Linked DNA regions of Homo sapiens: regions 2, 3 and 4 are each linked to region 1. The links are chromatin loops, found by intact Hi-C in ENCODE. Cell type or tissue: IMR-90. All regions are shown on one strand.

Region 1 (5,000 bases):
GTTGGCCAGGCTGGTCTCAAACTCCTGACCTCAGGTGATCCGCCTGCCTCCCAAAGTACTGGGATTACAGGCATAAGCCACCAAACCCAGCAAATCTTTTGTTTATTTTGGTTTGTTTTATTTATCTTATCTTACTTTCTTGTTTATCTTGCTTTCTTGAATTCCTTTTAATCATTGTCTTTCTAAGAATATTTCATGTCACTATAAAAATTATTCACTGAATCTCTGTTATTTTGCAAAGCTTTAAATAACATTGACACCATATATTCTGTGTCATCTTCTGTCATTCCTCTTAATTTACTTCTCCCTTCTTTCATAAATATAACAGGGGGAAGGGAGAATTCTACTTCCTCATCTTTCAAAACCAGGCTGTGAGACAGTCTGCAAATATGTTAATAATGGAGGAAGCTTCCTTTCTTTTCTTTTCCATTTCTTTTCTTTTACTTTTTCTTTTTTTTTTTTTTGAGATGGAGTCTGGCTCTGTTGCCCAGGCTGGAGTGCAGTGGTACGATCTCGGCTCACTGCAATCTCTGCCTCCTGGGTTCAAGCGATTCTCCTGCCTCAGCCTCCTGGGTAGCTGGGATTACAGGCGCATGCCACCATGCCCGGCTAATTTTTGTATTTTTAGTAGAGACGGAGTTTCACCATGTTGGTCAGGCTGGTCTTGAACTCCTGACCTTGTGATCCACCTGCCTCAGCCTCCCAAAGTGCTGGGATTACAGGCGTGAGCCACCGCACCGGACCTGAAGCTTCCTTTCAATGTGTAGGTTGAGTTTGGAGTAACTGACAGGTGTCAGGTAGTGAGAGTTTGGTATGTGATTTGTGTGTTCCACTTAATATTTCAGACACAGGTTGTTTAGGGCCACTTAACTGAAATGTACCTGAGAACATATTTGTTCCTCTCTGAGCTTTTAGTAAGCGTAGAGCAAGAATAACACTATGACATGTAATATATAAATCTTAAGATATTTTCAGCCTTCTTTGAATTTAGTTTGCAAGAAGGAGAGAATACTGTAGTATTCAAGTTTGTATTTTTATACTTAAACTTTGAAGACATAGCTTAATCAATTGTTTACAAATTTTTCAATAGCAGCATTCCAATTTTCAGGATCCTTTAAATATCAGTTTTCTTAGAAGTGAAGCTGAGGCTTGTGACAATCTCTTTTGCTCACATTCCTTTGAAAGTAGGTGGGAGAGAACTGCTATGAATAAAATGAGAAAGCAGAATTCAGATTTACTCTGAAGTATAAATGATTTCAGGCACAGTGCAGGACTACTTTTACAGCAGTGAAAAGACTATGACTCTGGTAGAACTCTGATAATAACATTTGAAATCTCTTTAGATAAAACTGAGAAGCCTAATGAGTAGGCCAGTGCTGTAGAGGGTACACTTTAGTTTATGAACTGCAATGCCACTTAAGATTCAGGAAAGTCTTCATTCATTTGTGATTTATTTCCTCGAGATATCATTGAGTCCCTAGATCCTAGATGCACAAATAAGACAATTCTTAGGGTCATACAAAACAGAAATGGTGAGAATATAAATTGCACTGTTGCTCTCTTGTTTTCAAAAATCAAAGTGAATCAGACTCCAAACAAAATGCCATGACTTATTAATTATTTGCCTGACACTGATAATCAAAATCTATCATGTAGCTGAAAATGATGGCTATCAAGGTTAAGAGGCTGGAGACTGAACGTCTACAACAGAATTTGAAATGTTACTCTCTACTATGTATTACAAGATTTTTTTTTTGTACAACTTGTATATCCCCAGTCTTACCTGTCATCAGCAAACCCATTGCTTTTTACCAACAGAAACTTTATTAATTTTTCCCTTCATCCCAACCCTTTCATATTGTGATGCAGTTACCTGCAAGGGACTCTCCATAATTGTGCTAATCGCTCAATACGGATTTCACAACCTATAAATTCCTTAATGCATTTTCAACATATGTATTTGCAACATACTATTGAAAATATAAAATTGAACACGTAAGGCCCCGCTGGGATTCGAACCCAGGATCTCCTGTTTACTAGACAGGCGCTTTGACCAGCTAAGCCACAGGGCCCCTGTTGGGCATATGTTCAGATATATCGTATTTATAACATTTTTGTAAAATGTATCAATTTGACAAAAGTGTACTTAATTTTGTGACAAAGAAAGCACATCTGTGTTTCTGAACCAGCAACAAAGCAGCAATTCCAACACTAAAAAAAATACTTTTCTTCAATGCAAGATTTCAGAATTTATTTCAAATTGAAATGAGTGAAATTTCTATTTCATGGTGACTATCTCCCCCTACAGGAAATATTGGATATCGCAACATATTTTAAATTTATTTCTCTGTTCGTGCATTCATTCTGTCCACAAATGTTGAGTCATTACTGCATTTCAGGTACTTTTCTAGGTATTGGAGAAAGAACATTGAATAAAACAGCAAAATTTTCTTCCATTATTGAATTTATGTTCTACAGGGAGATAAAACAACAACAAAAAACACCCCAAAACAAACTAACCAACTAAAAAAATCCAACAACAAACAAAAACACAAGTGATATGGAAACCAATCTCTTTACCGCTGGGTTATAGAACCCACGACACTACCTTCTGAGCTAATTCACTGCAATTGAGTAAAACCATTATGCTTCCTTCTATTTTATCTAATCTGGCACAAGAAAGTGAGCCTAGACGAGGACACAGTGATGTCGTGGAGATCTGTGGTCACCCTGCTTCCCACTTACCCAAACTAGGCACCTTGAGACCCTCTGTTTCAAAGACAGCTTTGGTCTCAACAGGAGATCTGCTGTTAGAAACAATGAGTTAGGTGTACACAGGGAGTTCTCCTGGATGGATATCTTTGCTTCTGTCATAGTCTTGTTCTGCTCATTTGCCTGCTGGGTTAAAATAGACTCAATTTCTAGACCCACATAGATTGTAAAACTGCGTGGATGATACAGAGAAGTAGAGAACAAAGTAGAGTACAATGTGATAGCCCTCACAGGATGCTGTGGGAACCTCTCACTTGGGCCTCACAGAGTTGCATGACCTTTTATCTCAGGTTCTTTGTCAGTTTAATGAATGCAGAAGGAGTCATGGAATGTTTAGCTGAATGCAGCTTAGCATGGGGAAAAGCAGATGAAACCAATATCCTGAAATATTTAAATAACTGCCTGGTGCTTTGCATATGCATTCATTAAGCATCCACAAAATGCAAGACCCTGGAAAGATGAGAAATTACTTAGGTTGAGGTTGAGTTTTTATTTTTTAACCAAGCCTGGTGTTGCTTCTGATTTATTTCCTGTGGGTCATGAACCTCTACTCACTACCTAGCTAATCACAAAGCCAGGTTATACCAATTTTTCAGCTTTATTGGCTGAGGTTTTTTGTGAAGCTTAGTTATGTATTCCCCGACTTCTGTTTCTCACTGACAGGTGTTTCATAAATCTTGGTATGTGTAAAACCCTGGAAGAAAAGCCCTTTGTTTCTCCTTTTGGAAATCTTTCCAAGATACAAGCAGACATTTCAACATAAAGTAGGTGCTGGAGTGGTGTGGCTACAGATAGATTGCTGCACCCTTGAGAGAAATTAACACTACGAAACCCCTGCTTAAAGTGTTTCATCCGGATTTCTGCTGACATTAGAAGGAAAGTTCTTTTCCTGATTCCCTGACTTTTGGGGCTATTCTTTCTAGAACCTACCTTTTCCCACAACATCTGTGTCTTCCCTAAACTTATGGCCTATCATAGCAAACATTTTGGCCAACATCCGCCTTATAAAAAGCCTTGCTCAGATCTTCAAATAAGCCTCAATACTGAGGACAGACAAAACCCTTCTTATTATTGTTAGAACTACCTTATCAGCATCAAAGAAGCACAGGATTGTAGTCAAGTTAAATAGATGCTGAGTCTGGTACCAGTCTTTGCAATATTACTACTGCATGAAGGCCTTCCACCACTTAAGTAGCAATGATATTTATTTATTTAGCTCCAAAAATGGCTTATTTTATTATTTTGTTTGTTTGTTTGTACCTTACTGAGCTAGTGCCATCATGCATTTACCACCCTTAAATCTTTAGAACAATCTTAGAAGGTGGTAACTTTCATTAATTTCCATGGAGAGATGAGAATGATAAAACATAGAAATATTAAAAAGTCATTTCAAGACCATGAATGCCATAGGTAGAGTAAAACAGTTTTCTTTCTGAAAATGTGGTTGGCAGACTGTGTAAGATACTTCCATACCAATATTAGTGCATTCATAAAATGCAAGCTTTTAATCTCACAATTCCCCTGTTTATACCAGATTTCTAGCAATGCTCACTCAAAGCTGCAAAACATTATTGTGAACCAGAGAACTTCACACCTCTAAGATAAACATGTGCTTTGCACTGAGTATCATATGGTACACGCCAAGCAAGCTCTCTACTTTTCGAGCAAATCATACAGCATGGGTTTTATTGAGCCCTATTACTCACTTGTCACTACAATTTTATTCTGTAATAGATCTAGGACCCTAGCTCTCTCACTAAGAGATAGCCTCTGAGTCAGAGTCCATAGATTTCTGCTACTCAGGCCAGTAAGATCTGAGAAAATGTGTTCTGGAGAATTGCAAGATCAAAATGTTTATTGCTTTAGCAGTTTTATCATTCACTTGTGGCAAAATAATTGACAAGAACTGATCCTTTAGGGTCAATACATACTTGATCCCTGTCTTCACTCTTGTAAGACTGAGTCAAGATAAAATAGACTAAAAAGAAAATTGAAGTAGAATGTGATACAAGTGAACATGAATAACCACTACAAATGCTATTAAATTACTGAGAAGAGGCCTAGAACCTGACCTGTTGGAGAGATGATATCCTACAGTATAAGGCAGCTCAGCTCAATTACAATATCTCTGAGTTTCAGAATCCATGTCAGCTGGATGGACAGTTGGAGAAGAAATGGGGGCTATTTTAGCCCCAAGAAGGAAAGAACAAATCTCTTTTGCTGAAATT
Region 2 (5,000 bases), 130 kb before region 1:
AGGCCTTACAGTCCTTCTTACTGAAGGCTAAGCAGCTGAAAATTGAGGCGGCGGGGTGGGGTGGGGGGAATCCTTTTTCTGCTGCCAATGTATTTCTTTTCTGTTTCTGCCACAGAATTTTATCCCAATATTATGTATTTTTATGCTTAAAAACGCTATCATAACTGACAGCAACGGAAAATACTTATATAAATTGAAACCTCTAATTTTTTTTTTATGTCCATTGACCATAAATCCCCAAGAGTTTCACCGTTTTTCTTCTGGTTTGAATTACCTTTACATTCAATGGTGGCACACAATAACAAACACAAATCAACGATTTTGGTAAGTAATTTAGAATACACGAAAAGTAGAGTTGCATTGGAAATGCATCTTTTAGTGAAATGGCTGTTAATATTTTTTTCTCCATCAATTCATTGTCCGCGGATAAATACTTCTTATAGCCGGAATAAGAAAGGTTCAGTGGAATTAACAACAAAAAGATCAGTAGATTGTGGTTTTGAATAAGTCCGAGCCTTCCAAAAGGTGTTTTTATGATTATTTAAGGTGCATTATTTAAAGTGGAATCTTCAACACATTCTCATTACGTTTATCTAAATTTAATAAATAAATTTTAGCAATAAATAAAAGTGATGGCGAGCAGGAGATTTGGGAGGACGTAAAATATATAACTTTACGGATATCCATATTTGTATTTGTATTCATATTTGATAAAAGTCCAAGAATTTTCCTACGAGTCTCAATAATTGTAAAAAAAAATGAAAACACTAACTTTCCATGGCCCAATATGTACGTTCCGTTTTGTTAAAAATGGAATGTTATTAGTCGGAAGTAAATGAGGAATTTGTCAGTTCCTTCATAAAATCGTGTAAAATACGCAATTGAGACACACATCTCTGTGTCTTGTTTACAGAAGACTTTGGAGACACCAGCATTTCCAGTTGTTCTGTCACGGTAAGATATTATCTAAAAGGCGAGAATGATTTGCAGGGGAAGATGGAAGTAGGGAGCATTCACATCCCATAGGGAGCTAGTGCGCGGTAGGGGAGACACATATGGGGAAATGTTTCTTTGTAGCCTCTAGGATCTCGTGGTCTCCGGCCCAGCAACCCTGTCGCTAAGCTTCTCGGCTGCACCGGGCGCTGGCTTCTCTGACATTCCTTAGCGCAAGAGCTTTTTCCTGTTCACATTCCCTGCCTTCTCTCCTCGCTCACAGCTTTCTTCTTTCGTCCCCGCCTCTCTCCAAAACCAAACCGCCCCAGCAATTTCCGGGTGACTGAACTTCTACAATCTGTCTAAGAGGGTCCGAGCTCTGAAACCCCTTCTTCAGGAGCTTGTCCATGCCCAGACGGAAATGCCAAGAAAGCCGAGTTGCTGAGCGCCCAGCAATGAGCTCAGGGAACCCTCACTAGGAAACGCTGCGGGAGGTTGGTGGCTGGGGAGATTGGCGGGGAGAGGGCGTAGAGTAAACTCTGTTATCCTGGGAAAGGGAGTCTTTTCAGCTCATTTCCCCCTCTTCTCTGTCCAAGTAAAACTTGCTTGTGCAAACTCGAAACAGCATCTATCTCTATTGACTATTGACTATCGCCAGTTGTATCTTTCCCGTCACCTGTTCTATCTGCCCAGCCCTCACAAGTTGAGCTTCTATCCCCTTGTGGTCTTGTCTGAGGACAGTTTTCTCTCGGCTTCGGCGACTGTCACCTCTCCCAGACCCATTTAGTGGGTAAGTCCTTTCCTCAGTTTCCATCCCAGCTTTTCTCTGTTCGTGACTATCACCAAATTTCCTTTCTCTCTTCTCACTAGCCTCCTATCTATTGTCTCCTCACTTGTTTGCAGATCTTTTCTGGAGACTTTGATTTGCAGTTCCAGCAGGACTCGAGCGACTGCCTCGTGCATTTCCTTTTGAGGCTTCTCTCTTTTTTCTCCAAAGAACAAATTGTGCGCAGCAAAAAGAAAGTTATTATTTGGTTGGCAGCTAAAGATACTCCGCTCAAGAGATGTGACGTGGAAATACCAGGAATAAAATTTGGTCGAGTGATTTGTATGAGCAACAGTATAGATTGTGGAGAGACGATGGGGATTTGACTGCAGAGGACTAAATCCAAGGTTCCACCGAGATTTGAACTCGGATTACCGGATTCAGAGTCCAGAGTGCTAACCATTACACCATGGAACCTGAAGCTGAACTAGCATTTCCTAAAGTCATAGGTGACCTATTTCTCCACTTTAGGTTCCTTCCCTCCGCCCCATAGTTTGGGTGATGGGTGCATTCTGCTTTTCCTCTTGGAGGATTAAGTCAAGAAGACGCTTACCTGCCACATGCCTACATTCAACACCTTTTACACCACAGTCTTAATGGAAAACGTTGACTTCCAACTGTCAGGAGTCCTCTAATCCTAAACCACTCCTTTCAAGTGCTTTAGGAGCTTGGCGCCCCGGGCCTCGGCCTCTATTTCATCAATGGTAGACAAGTGAGATTGTTAAACAAGACTGTGTGCCAGGTGCCAGGCACACAGTATGCCAGGTTACCGTGTGCCAGTTTTTGTGACAAGTGTTTTCTATTGTTACCTTACCTGTGAGGCTCACAACCACGCTGTGAGATGGGACCCATAATCTCTATTTTACAGGTGAGAAATTTGAGTCAGATACCTGAGATGCTTTACTCCTTTTCGTTATAGATCTAATTATTTTCTCAAAAATCGTTTTTACCAGGGTAACATGTAGCGTTTTTAAGGACACGTTATGGAAAGATTTTACCGAAGTCACAGGGGAGCCACTTTGCTGTTTACAGAAAGCTGAAATAAATGCACTTGAACTACTGGGTTAGAGGAAGATCCCAGCAACCCTAGGATAGCAACTCAGGGAAAGAAGGGGAAGGGTAGACAAAGGTCCCTCTGGAGTTTCCCAGGACAGTGCATAGCTCCCCTGGTCCTTCCACTGCCCTTCACCAATGAGAAATATGTGCAGGGTAAACTTCCAAACGGACACAAAGAAAACTCCCTGCTTCTCCCTCGCATATCCCTTTGTGACACACACAGGAGCCCATGTGAAAACACAAACACAGACACACACACACACACACACACACACACAGAATCGGTTTCTGTGAACAAAACAAAACAAAAAGTCTGTGTTCCTTGTTTAAAGTGATAGCTTCCTCACAGGACAATGTCGTCTGTCAGTTAAATTCGAAAGGGTTTTCAGAGACACATATCCACAACCTTCTAAGGATTTATTCTCTTTATCTTGTGTCTCTACAATTTGAGAAAGAAGGTAGGTTTCAGGACTAATTTGGAAGGAAAATCTGAAATCAAATAAGCTTTATTTTTTTAAAAAAAATGCCAGTTATTTTTCCACTCCTTGAACTCTTCCCCGCCCCCCCCCCCTTTCATTAAGCAGGCTCCCAGTCTTGGAGGTCTCTGCTCTGAACAGCTTTCTGTCCCCAACCCTTATTCCTGGAGGAAACAGAAAGAACATTTAAAAAAAGAAGAAGAAGAAGAAGAAGATTATTACCTGGGGAGATGTAGCATTTCAGATGATTCGGAAACGAACTTAGGTTCTAGGTTCGTTAAGAAATGGGGACGGTTAATTTGAATCATCTTAGAGCATGAAAACCAAATTTCTCGAGGGGGGAAAAAGCCAAAGGCCCGTACGGGGATCGAAACCTCGACCCTGGCATTAGTAGCAGCACGCTCTAACCAACTGAGCTAACCGGCCGACCGCAAATCTGTGCTTTTGTTATTCATCTCACCCGCATCCTCGCCCCTTCTCCGTGAAAGTATTAAATTCTTCAACGTAATTCCTGTTTGTCTTACAGGGAGGAACAATTTCTTAGTTGCTTTAGAGTCTTAATAGAAATAACGAGAAATTTCCTCTTAACGCAAAAACAAAGCAAAATGGCTGTATTCGTAGACTTGAAAGAGGACGCTTAAACATTTCAAACTGTGGCTAATGGCCCAGCAATTTATGGAAATATTTGCTGCCTTCTGAATGTCTAGTCAATACATGCAGACAATGAATCAGATTCGGTGAAATATTAATGAGTCTTTGCTTCGTAAAAGCCGCTCACTAATACAACATACAAATTGGTACTTGAAGGATATTCCCAACGAGTCTGATTCTCGATGGTCCCATGATCGAGATCGTCCCAGGTTTCTTATGTCTAGATCCTCAATTTGGGAGTCTTCCTATGTGTTCCTTCAGATTCCTAAAGTGACCTCAAATCAAAGGTCGCTTCGAAGACCTTGGTATTGAAAAATGCTAGAAATGTGGTTCTAGTCACCATTCCAGGGGCCGTTAAACCCAATCGTTGTCTACTCAGCCATTGTTTCCCAAAAGCTTTACCATTGTTTTTAATGTCTTGTTTATCGTTCCAGAGATTTTGAATACATAGACAAAGTTACACAAGTGTTTTCTTTTTTCTCTTCATGAATAGTGGCATTTTATACACTTTTTAAGTCCCTTGCCTTTTTAAATTTTTACTTACAATGTACTTTTGCAAACTTTCCATATCAGAATAGACAAGTTTTCTTCATTCTTTTAAAAATATGTATAGTATTACATATACTATACACGTGTATACCTATGTAACAAACCTGCATGTTCTGTATATGTACCCCAGAATTTAAAGTATAATAATTTAAAAAATATATGTGTAGTAGTTGGCCAGGAGCAGTGGCTCACGCCTGTAATCACCGCACTTTGGGAGGCCGAGGTGGGCGGATCATCTGGGTCAGTAGTTGGAGACCAGCCTGGCCAACATGGTGAAACCCCATCTCTACTAAAAATACAAAAATTATCCAGGCATGGTGGTGCATGCCTGTAATCCCAGCTACTCAAGGGGCTGAGACAGGAGAAGGTCTTGAACTTGGGAGGTGGAGGTTGCAGTGAGTGGAGATTGTGCCACTGCACTCCAGCCTGGGCGACACAATGAGACTTCATCTCAAAAAAATAAATAAATAAATAAACTAGTATAGTATTCAATTATGTTAGTATATATC
Region 3 (5,000 bases), 340 kb before region 1:
TCTTTCTCTGAGTCCATTACTTTCCTCCTCCTCCAACATCCGAGACAACCGTGTCTCGAGTAAGAGAGAATCTATTGCTGTGGTGTAAACACCACCTAACGTTAATCCTGATTTGAGGAAGGCAATTCTCTTTTCCTCACCTACAAGCTCTGAGAATCGAAGTCAGACTCCATCGAGTTTTCTCTGTAGATAAGTCTAAGTTGCTTGTCTGGTGTGTGAAGATTTTGCCTATAGTGTATTAAGTGTTTTGTTAGCCCAAGTTTAGGGACTGTCATTCAACAGCAACAAGGCATTACCTGTTTTGCAGCAATAACAATGATTGTGATTGTAGCTTCAATATAAATTCGTTGGTTTGTAGACAGTACCACACACACTGTATCTTCTCGGCCTAAAAATTCGAGAGCCCAAGAATGGGAAAGGTTTATTAAACCACAGGAAGTGGATGTTAAAGCTAGCCTCTGGCTGCCAAGCCCTTATTATTTTTATTCTATTGATTTTGTTAAATGTCTTCATCTTACAGCTTAGAAAAATTCAAGGTGAAGTTCTCTGGCCCCAGTCTATTCTTCCTATCTTCTCCAGCACATTCAAAGACCAAGAACACTTATCTGGGCTTTACAGTAGATTCAGGAAACAGTGTAACTTCAGACACTCAGTACTTTGGTTCTCATACAGAATAAAGTTGGGAAGAAAAGGTCGAGGGAGAAGACGAAAAGATGTGGAAAAACAAGAAAACGGAAGAGAGGAGAAAGGCCAGGAGATTGAAGGAATGGAACAAAAGAGAAGCTAGCAGGGTGCCAAATATAGGAATGTTCTCACCCCTCTTGCCCACTTTTATTCTGAGTTTCCTCTGTCTTAGCAACCCCTAAATGCCCTTGCTCTTGCTCTGACAGGCAACTTTCCACTATCTCCACTCTTTGAAATCAGCCCCTGATGTCAAGGCACTTCTTAAAGTCCAATTCCTCCACAGAGGCATTTGTATTGTTTCCAGTTTGGCTATTATAACTAGTGCTGCCATGAATATTCTTGTACATGTATTTCAGTGAATATAAATAAATATTTTTGTTGGAGAGATATACTTATGGGTGGAATTACAGAGTCACAGTACATGTATACATTCAAGATTTAATATATAATGCTAAGTCATTCTCGCAAGTGATTGAGCCAATTTACACCCCCTGAGCAAGTATCACATTGTCCTGATTGCTATGGCTTTTTAAGTAACCCCCCCCCCATTTCAGGTAGCTCAATTTTTATTTTAAATCTGACATACATTCACTAACACATTGCCTGAAGCTTCAGATATTGTTGAAAGCAGCAGTGTTGACATTCCTCATGTGCTCCTGAAACTTGGGAATCTCCTCAAAAGTCTGTGGCCACTTTGTCATCTTCCCTCATACATTTGATCGACATCTTGTGGATTCTATAGTTTGGAGTTGCCCAGGTCAGCCATTGCAGCTGGGGCATACACGAGCCCCCAGCTGGGCCTTGTCGATATCTTCATTCCAAGATTTGATGTCTAGAAGGATGGAGGACTTGAACATTTACATGAGCTTTCTGACCATGCAAATAAGAGGCAGATGCTAGACAACTGTATTCTCGTTAACTTTTAATGAGTACATTTTGTGTCATTTAAACCTAGATTCTCCTATGGGCCTTAAAGTAACTGTGACTTTGAGGTTTCAGAATTGACTGGAATGTTTCTCTGATCAGAGCAGCGGTCTTAGGAGTGAGGAAAGTCGAGAGGGTCCATTGGCAGTTAAGGAGGAATGGCAGAGGGGTCCCACCGCAGCTCTGCTCTCAGAGCCAGGTAGGGGCCATCAGTGGGCAGAAGATGCAAAAAGCAACTTTTCTCCCCGTCGGGGAATCGAACCCCGGTCTCCCGCGTGACAGGCGGGGATACTCACCACTATACTAACGAGGAAGAACTCTGCGTCAGCGAGTTTTGACTACCTCTAATAAACTTAAGTATTCTTGCCCACTTTTTTAAGTCTGTAAGTTTGTATTCTACTAAATTGATTATACTTGGCGAATTTACACTTTAATCTGCCGCCTAAGCCAAAACGACGGGGTCTGTCAGGACAGCCTGGTCTTTCGATTGTGGTGGTGTCGAGATCTCTGACAGTGTTTCTAGTCATTTGCAACCAGCGAGACCGGGTGACCAAAGCAGTTGAACCATTGATTCCACAGAAACTGATAATTGACCAAAGACTTGGACCTCTGACTAGGACTAAATTTCCATGAAGAGGAAAGCACTATCAAGACTTGTAACAGGTATAGGCTTCAGGAGGGTTTGGAAGGCAGGGAAACGAGAGGCGTCCCCAAGAACCGTACAAAGGTACCGCTAACGGGAAAATGACTAGGTATCTGCTAATTAAGGTACCCATAATCTTATGAAAATAGTAGGTATTCAGTAACTTCCACCCTCCATTGTTGTGGGGTTTCAGGATCGGGGAAGTACCAAACAAATTCAGTTCGCAACACGTGAGTTGGCTTAAATTTCTTTCTTCTAAATTTTCTGTTGTTAATTATCTAAAACCTCGAACTCGTAGTCGGCAGGATTCGAACCTGCGCGGGGAGACCCCAATGGATTTCTAGTCCATCGCCTTAACCACTCGGCCACGACTACACAGAATCACAACGTTTTTTTTCACGGTATAGACATGAGAAAATGCAAATCAGGATAATTACTATCTAGGTACAAGAAAATGGGCTTTGTGAGTTGAACGCAAACTTTCAGGTACAACGAGAGTTTGGTTAAAAAAAAAAAAGCAAAAAAAGCCAACCTCCTGTGCCACCTGGACAAGAGCACTGGAATGAGAGTACTCCCGCGTGAGGATGAGCATCATCAGCGTTCCAAACAAAGAATACAAACTTCACGTTAGTAAACAGTGAGCGAGCTCCCGTCGGCGCCCGGAAGTAGGCTGTGGTCTGAGCTCTGGCAGTGGAGTCTCTGCAACTGGAACTAAACTTTGCTAATTAACAAGTGGACTGAGACCCTAACTTACGGCCCCCACTTATCTATTGCCTTTGAACAGCCTGTCTTCCGATAGCCCTGGACACTTTGGAAGATTGCATAACTTGTGGGAAATCAGCACTTTGATCAAAGTGGAAAATGGGCAGAAACAGCTGGTGATTTACATGATTTACATAGTTACGATGCAAGGATGTCCACTGTGGCATTGTTTGTATATAGCATGTAAATATGCTAACTAGTAAGGGAATGGTGTGATGCATTCCTATCACAGGGTACTATGCAGCTGTTAAAGAATTAGATTCTTATCGTTTTACTTGGAAATGTGTGTAAACTTTAATCCACAAAATAGCGAACATAAATAGTTCTATTTATATCGAATGAACCCCCAAATTAAAGTCCATTAAAAACATCCGAAGGGACGCTCACCAATCTAACAAAAGAGCAAAATGGAATGTAAGTGAGAGATTAAAATATCAATTTCGATTACTTTTGTATTCTTTACATTTGTCATAAAAACAATCTGCATTATTTATATAATTGGAAAATTAAAAATGGAAAAACAGACTGCATTAATTATATAATTGGAAAATTAAAAATGGAAAAACAGGCTAAAATATGCCATTGCATACTTACGCATTTAAAAACTGGTTGTGTAAAAACAAAAAAGTTAATACTAATTTATCTGAGGTGTTGAATCATAGCTCCTCATCGTTTTCTTCTTTTAGCTCTTCTCTCTTTCAAATTTTCAAGCAAAGTATATGTATTTATTTGTATTTTTACTTGAAGTGTTCCCACTCTTCCTTAAGACTACAAGATGATTGTAATACCTTGTTATCTGTTTGAAGAAATAAGGAGTGGTATGGCATTGATATTGAACCAGTAAAAATAATGCTACTATCTAACTATTCTAAATTTCACATTTTAGAAAATGCCTTCACATTCAGGATCTCATGTAACTCTCAGAACAGTTCCATGAGGTGCTGCCACCCACTTTTACAATAAGAAAAATGTCCGGATAAGAGAACTTTGTACATTCACAGGGCTACTGAGTATTGAAATCAAAGCATCTTACTCTGTATCAATTACTCTTTCCTTATAGAGATGGAAAATGACACCTTTAAGAAAAGAAAGGCACAGTCCTCTCAGCATTCAAAGGATAAATCCCACTTGGTCGCAGCATATCACCCTTTTTAAAAATTGCTGATTCAATTCGCTAACATTTGTTAAGAATATTTACACCTATTTTCATGAGGAACATTGGTTTGTAATTTTTTTTTTTCTCAAACTGTGATCTGGTGTTTGTTCACTTTGTTTTTGCTGAGGTAGGGCTATTTCATTTTTTATTTTTTATGGTAGCTTATTTTATTGAGGTAAAATATATATGTTTAATTTACCATCTTTACCATTTTTAAGTGTACAGTTCAGTAGAAATAAATACATTTATATTCTTTGTTTCCCTTCATCCCTCCCAAGTTTTGATATCAACTAATATTCAATTCATAAAATGAGTAGGAAAGTGTTCTCTACTTTTCCAGTTTCTGGAAAAGTTTATGTACACATGATATTATTTCCTCTTTAAAGGTTTGGTAGACTCCACCAATGAAGCCATCTAGGCCTGGATTTTTCTTTTAGAGAGGTTTTTAATTATAAATTATATTTTTAACAGTTATATTACAATTCAGATTATTTCTTGAGTGGGTTTTAGTAGTTTCTACCTTTTGAGAAATTGATATATTTCATCTAATTTGTCAAATTAATTGGCATATTATCCAAAATATTCTTTTATTTTTTGTATAATCTAGGTAAATGTCCCCTGTTTCTTTCCTGCTACATTTATTTTCTGAGCAGTCCGACTGGAGATTTATCAATATTATTCATCTTTTCAAAGCACTGGTTTTTAGATTTCATTGATCTTCTCTATTGTTTTTCTATTTCATTCTCTTTTGCTCTTTAATATTTGTTCTCTTCCACTTACTTTGAATTTAATTTACTCTTATTTTTCTCGTTTGTTAAGGTGAAACTATAG
Region 4 (5,000 bases), 75 kb before region 1:
ACATGGTGAAACCCTGTCTCTATTAAAAATACAAAAATTAGTCGGGCATGGTGGCGCGCACCTTTAATCCCAACTACTCAGGAGGCTGAGGCAGGAGAATCGCTTGAACCCGGGAGGCAGAGGTTGCAGTGGGCTGAGATCGCGTCATTGGACTCCAGCCTGGACGACAGAGCGAGACTCTGTCTAAAAAAAAAAAAAAAAAAAAGCCTGCGCCATCCCCCAAATTGATTGTAATGTACATATATATTTTTGTTGTTGTTGCAGGTAAGTAGGCTATGGAAAACTTAAAATAATTTTAAGCATAAAACTATTACATTATTCAAAATTTATGATCTTCAACGTATTCAAGAATGATGCAACACTTTAATTTTTAAAAATGTCAATAATTATAATACAAAGAAAAACATCTGCTTAATCTTAAGATACATATTAATTTGTCAAAAATGTGTATGGGGGGACATAGTTTTAAAAAATTGGGGAGGACGGTGGGTAACAATATTTTGAAGCCTAAGGGCCCAACTTGGCTAACGACTAAGCTCTGTTAAATCTTCAGTTTTTATCTTGTGTCTATTGGAAACAGCCTCCAAATCCAAAGAGGGCCACTCAGACCAGATATTACAACACGGCCTCCCTCGAATTCTTGGGTTTTCCTAGATATTCAGCAGGGTCATGGAGGCTAGCGTTATCGTCTTTGTCCTCAAAATAGAAATCCGAGAAACCTCCAAGTGGCCCGAAAATTTAGAGCACTCGCTCGTGGATACCATTGTCACTCCAGAAATGGTCTGAATTCCTCTTTCCTCTCGAAATTTATTTGCTGGGCACCAAACTAGAGCCGGACACCAAACTAGAGCTGAGCCAGACTTAATTCCTGGGAAATCGTCCAGGAAAAAGAGCTGCCTGTTCGGGATCGTTGCTAGGGCTCTAGGACGCAGACTTGTCTATTTCAACACATGCATACCTGAACCAGCTCAACCCTGTTTGCATCGCCAGTGTGTTCCCTGTCTGAAAAGAACTGGGTGCTGACCTTGTTGAACTTGAGCACCCTTAGGCTGCCCGAGGCGCAGCGAATGTGTACCAGGAACCGTAGCCGCGCCCGGACAGGAAGAGGCGCCGAAGCCCGGCTGAGTGGAAGTCCTTAGTCTTCCAACAGCCATAGCGGCGGGAACTGGGAGAGAAAAGGTATGCACAAAGTCCTTTGTTGGAGAACGGAGACCTCCGAGCTGTTATTAAAGGACAGCTTTCTCCACCATCTTCCCATTCCACCACCAATGAGGAGGTAAATTGATTTCTGTTGAAAATATTGTTTTTTGGGGGGAAGACGTTGAGACTCCTGATGACATTTGCCTGCCGCCTAGAGGATCCTCGTGCTCCACTTCGAAGAATTGAAGTCTTGATAATCAGCAGAAATGACCTCTGCACACCTTTTCCCCATTCATTGAACTATTGAGCAGCTTACCATGCTGTGCGGGCACCCGAGGTACCAGGAGAATGAAGAGCAAGACAGCACAAAGAGTAACACAAGCAGTTAATTATAATAACGCGTAGTGGAGCAACAGACATACCACCGGGCGTTTTGAGGGGGCCAGAGAGAAGGAGTAACTCTCCAGTCCTTATGAACCCGCGAGGCATAGCTGCCGGAGATTTTCTTCCTTCCATTATGGAGCGGATTCCTCATGCCGCGATCCAAATCCACCAGCCATTCCGCGTGGTGAGTCAATTTCATAAGCAAACCATTTGGATGGAAAACTCAGAACGACCAGCTTCTGCTCCCAGATCGTCCCCCGGGTCTCTGGACCCCTCCCAAGGTCAAAAGGAAGGAAGCCCCTCTCGTGAATGGTTCTCTGTAGTATTTTCTCCGGGCGGAATAGGTGAGTTTGAGAAAATCTCATTTCCCACGGGAGAGGCGAAGTTCCTTTCTGCTGGAGGTAGAGTTTTTGGCCTTGTCCTTGTTTTTGTTTTTGTTTTCCTTCTTCCCTGCGGGAGTGCAGGAAGGGAAAATGCAAAACACCAACAGAAGTTTGAAGAAACAATATTACGTAGTCGCAATTAAAATTATTTTAAAAGACATCCCTTTGAGGAGAGGAAAAGAATTTCCTTTAGTGTTAAAGAAACACAAAAACAACAAACATTTTGCTTTTTTAAAATTGAAAGAACAACTGTTTTCCGGGTGGCCGGTTAGCTCAGTTGGTTAGAGCGTGGTGCTAATAACGCCAAGGTCGCGGGTTCGATCCCCGTACGGGCCACGAGGGTTCTCACCTTCTCTCTCCGATTTTGCCGCAGTCACTTCACATCCAGCTATACATCGGAAATAACAGCTTCTTCAATTTAAAGTCGGAATTAAATGATGCCATTTCTTCTTCAGCAGTCACACCTACCCATTTCAGTCTTGCACTCCTCTAAAGGAGCTTGGGAAAGAAAAAAGAAAATCTTATGGAACAAGTGACATGACGCCCTAAGACAGAAATTTTAGTGAAGAAAATGAGGGTGTTAGAGAGGGGGGTAGCACTGGGGTTGGATGTGTGTCTGATGCCCGCTGTCCATCCGAACTCCATGTTTTTTTGGTCCCTTTCTCAGGATCCAGCCTATGGAGTCTGCTTGTGCCTGTCACGTGCTTCCTCTACCTGATGGTCTGCTCACCCCTGGAGCTATCTTTGGACACTGTTGAAATTGATATTTTTTATTAAGATAATCACAATGGGAAACAATGCATACATATTTTGCTTTCCTTTTTTTCATATTAAATTCTCAGTCTGTTCTCATCAGAATTTTCGTCTTTGAGGACATAATTTTTTTCTTTTTTCTTCCAGATCACCAGGTCTCAGAATGGCTCTGAAGACAGAGTAGGCATTCGGTAAATATTTGTGGAGTGACTGTTGAAGACTCGCCATTAGAGTGTGTTTTCAAACATTGGGATTTTGTTTGCCCAGTCTGACTGATAAACATATATAAAGGAGCAAAAGCCTGCCAAGGTCTACATTTACAGCAAAACAAAGTGGTTGTAAAGATTATATCATTTTATAGAATACACAGAATTACAGATGTGAAAAATAAATGGTAAAAATAATCCCAGCAAGAAACGAAACTTAGACATTTCAGATCTGACAAAGGGTCATTTTCAAAGGATGACGAAACCACCGCTCAATACTTTAAAAAGACAAAATCAAAGCTCATTCGAGGGAGAGCTATATTGTAAAACACAGTCCCTGAAAACAGAACAGATGGCTGATCTTTTTTTCATTAGGTTGATATAATCTATGGGAGCATGGTTACTTGTCAGAGACTGCCATTGTTTGGTCGGCACTCATAGGTATGTTTATTGGAGTGAGTCCATCCCTGATCAGCTCACTTTCCGAAGCCAGGAGCAGACACTGATTGGTTTTCAAAAGTGTGTTCACAGAAGCGATTGTTACTGACAGATTGAACTGATTGAAAACCAGTTCTGGGCCGGACGCGGTGGCTCACGCCTGTAATCCCAGCACTTTGGAAGGCCGAGGTGGGCGGATCACCTGAGGTAGGGAGTTCAAGACCAGCCTGACCAACATGGAGAAACCTCGCCTCTACTAAAAATACAAAATAGCCGGGCGTGGTGGCGCATGCCTGTAATCCCAGCTACTAGGGAGGCTGAGGCAGGAGAATCGCTTGAACCCGGGAGGTGGAGGTTGTAGTGAGCCGAGATCGTGCCATTGCTCTCCAGCCTGGGCAACAAGAGCGAAACTCCGTCTCAAAAAAAAATTATATATATATAATGTTTATATATATATAACTAATGTTTATATATATGTTTATATATATATAAAACATATATATAGTGTGTGTGTATACACACACACACACACACACACACATATATATATATAAACAGATTCAGAATTTCACAAAACAACTATGGGCCGGGCGCGCTGGCTCAGGCCTGTAATCCCGGCACTGTGGGAGGCCGAGGCGGGTGGATCACGAGGTCAGGAGCTCGAGACTATCCTGGCCAACATGGTGAAACTCCCGTCTCTACTAAAAATACAAAAATTAGCTGGGCGTGGTGGTGCGTACCTCTAATCCCAGCTACTAGGGAGGTTGAAGCAGAAGAATCGCTTGAACCAGGGAGTGGGAGGTTGCAGTGAGCCGGGATCGCGCCACTGCACTCCAGCCTGGAGACAGAGTGAGACTCCTTCTCAAGAGAAGAAAAAAAAAAAAAAAAAAAAAAAAAAAAAAACAACCAAAAAAACGAAACTACGCTCTGTTTCTGCCCGGTTTCGAACCGGGGACCTTTCGCGTGTTAGGCAAACGTGATAACCACTACACTACGGAAACTCGCTTAGTGAGAGTGTTTTTCAGTTTTGAATTAGTTAAAATGAACTTTAAATTTATCCGTTCCGTCAGGGTATATCTTTGGCAGAGGGGTAATATTTTCCCCTACACTTTCTAATTCTTAGAATACATAGTTTAAAACCCGACAACTCGAAATCAAGCAAATGCTTCTCCTGAAGCTTCAATTCCTTCAGAAGCACAGGGCGGGGAAATATCAGGCAGTCTCTCGGGAAATTTTATTTCAGTTCATTTTTTTTTTTTGGTATGTTCTCTGCTCTCTGCTCTCATAAGACGCTCTAATGTTCATTTCTCGATGACTGAAAATTAAGCAGGATATTGGTGACCTCGAGTATTTTTTTCTTCATGCTAGCAGCCTGTCAGTGAGATTCATTCAAAGTCCCGCTTACTCCTAAATGAGACTCTTTCTTGAGGTTTGAAACAAAAGGCAGACGCAGTGTTCATGCAAAGGCGTATAACAAGAAATAAATAGCTTGGGTGTGTAAGGGGAAGTTTAAAATCAAGACAGAACAACCGTATTCATTAGGATCAGTTACCAATGAGCAAATATCTATATATCATACATGGTAATTGGTAATAAATACATATGTATATTTACACATATGTATATATATGTATATATGCTTCTCACACTATGTATTTTTTGCTGTTTTATATACATATATATATATGAACATGAG

What was found. Hi-C counts contacts between places; a loop is a spot of excess contacts. Peaks named below come from ENCODE experiments on the same cell type or tissue, not always from the same donor. Only the 100,000 strongest peaks of a DNase experiment are listed, where the experiment ranks them.
Region 2: it touches region 1 in a loop (4-fold over the local background); 7 of 110 quality-filtered maps call a loop at or near these places.
Region 3: it touches region 1 in a loop (6-fold over the local background); 28 of 110 quality-filtered maps call a loop at or near these places.
Region 4: it touches region 1 in a loop (7-fold over the local background); 3 of 110 quality-filtered maps call a loop at or near these places.

The regions. Positions count from the first base shown.
Region 1 is chr6:27,159,343-27,164,342 of GRCh38, reverse strand. It overlaps TRT-AGT6-1 (tRNA-Thr (anticodon AGT) 6-1), which reads right to left and starts at 2,072; the gene lies at 1,999-2,072. In IMR-90, a CTCF peak has its summit at 2,298 (motif pointing left); a DNase peak (open chromatin) is centred at 1,932.
Region 2 is chr6:27,292,609-27,297,608 of GRCh38, reverse strand. It overlaps TRQ-CTG5-1 (tRNA-Gln (anticodon CTG) 5-1), which reads right to left and starts at 2,176; the gene lies at 2,105-2,176. It also overlaps the pseudogene TRS-ACT1-1. In IMR-90, no CTCF peak of the experiment used is centred here; DNase peaks (open chromatin) are centred at 2,108 and 3,658; H3K4me3 peaks cover 1,719 bases.
Region 3 is chr6:27,500,665-27,505,664 of GRCh38, reverse strand. TRS-AGA2-4 (tRNA-Ser (anticodon AGA) 2-4) reads right to left here and starts at 2,626; the gene lies at 2,545-2,626. TRD-GTC2-7 (tRNA-Asp (anticodon GTC) 2-7) reads right to left here and starts at 1,921; the gene lies at 1,850-1,921. RefSeq lists enhancers at 1-23, 2,706-2,755, 2,936-3,215 and a silencer at 1,786-1,905. In IMR-90, no CTCF peak of the experiment used is centred here; DNase peaks (open chromatin) are centred at 1,934 and 2,534; H3K4me3 peaks cover 1,477 bases.
Region 4 is chr6:27,234,814-27,239,813 of GRCh38, reverse strand. TRV-AAC5-1 (tRNA-Val (anticodon AAC) 5-1) reads right to left here and starts at 4,305; the gene lies at 4,233-4,305. TRI-AAT5-3 (tRNA-Ile (anticodon AAT) 5-3) reads left to right here and starts at 2,170; the gene lies at 2,170-2,243. RefSeq lists enhancers at 1,104-1,393, 1,057-1,557, 2,394-2,473 and silencers at 4,232-4,281, 4,292-4,341. In IMR-90, no CTCF peak of the experiment used is centred here; a DNase peak (open chromatin) is centred at 2,303; H3K4me3 peaks cover 1,977 bases.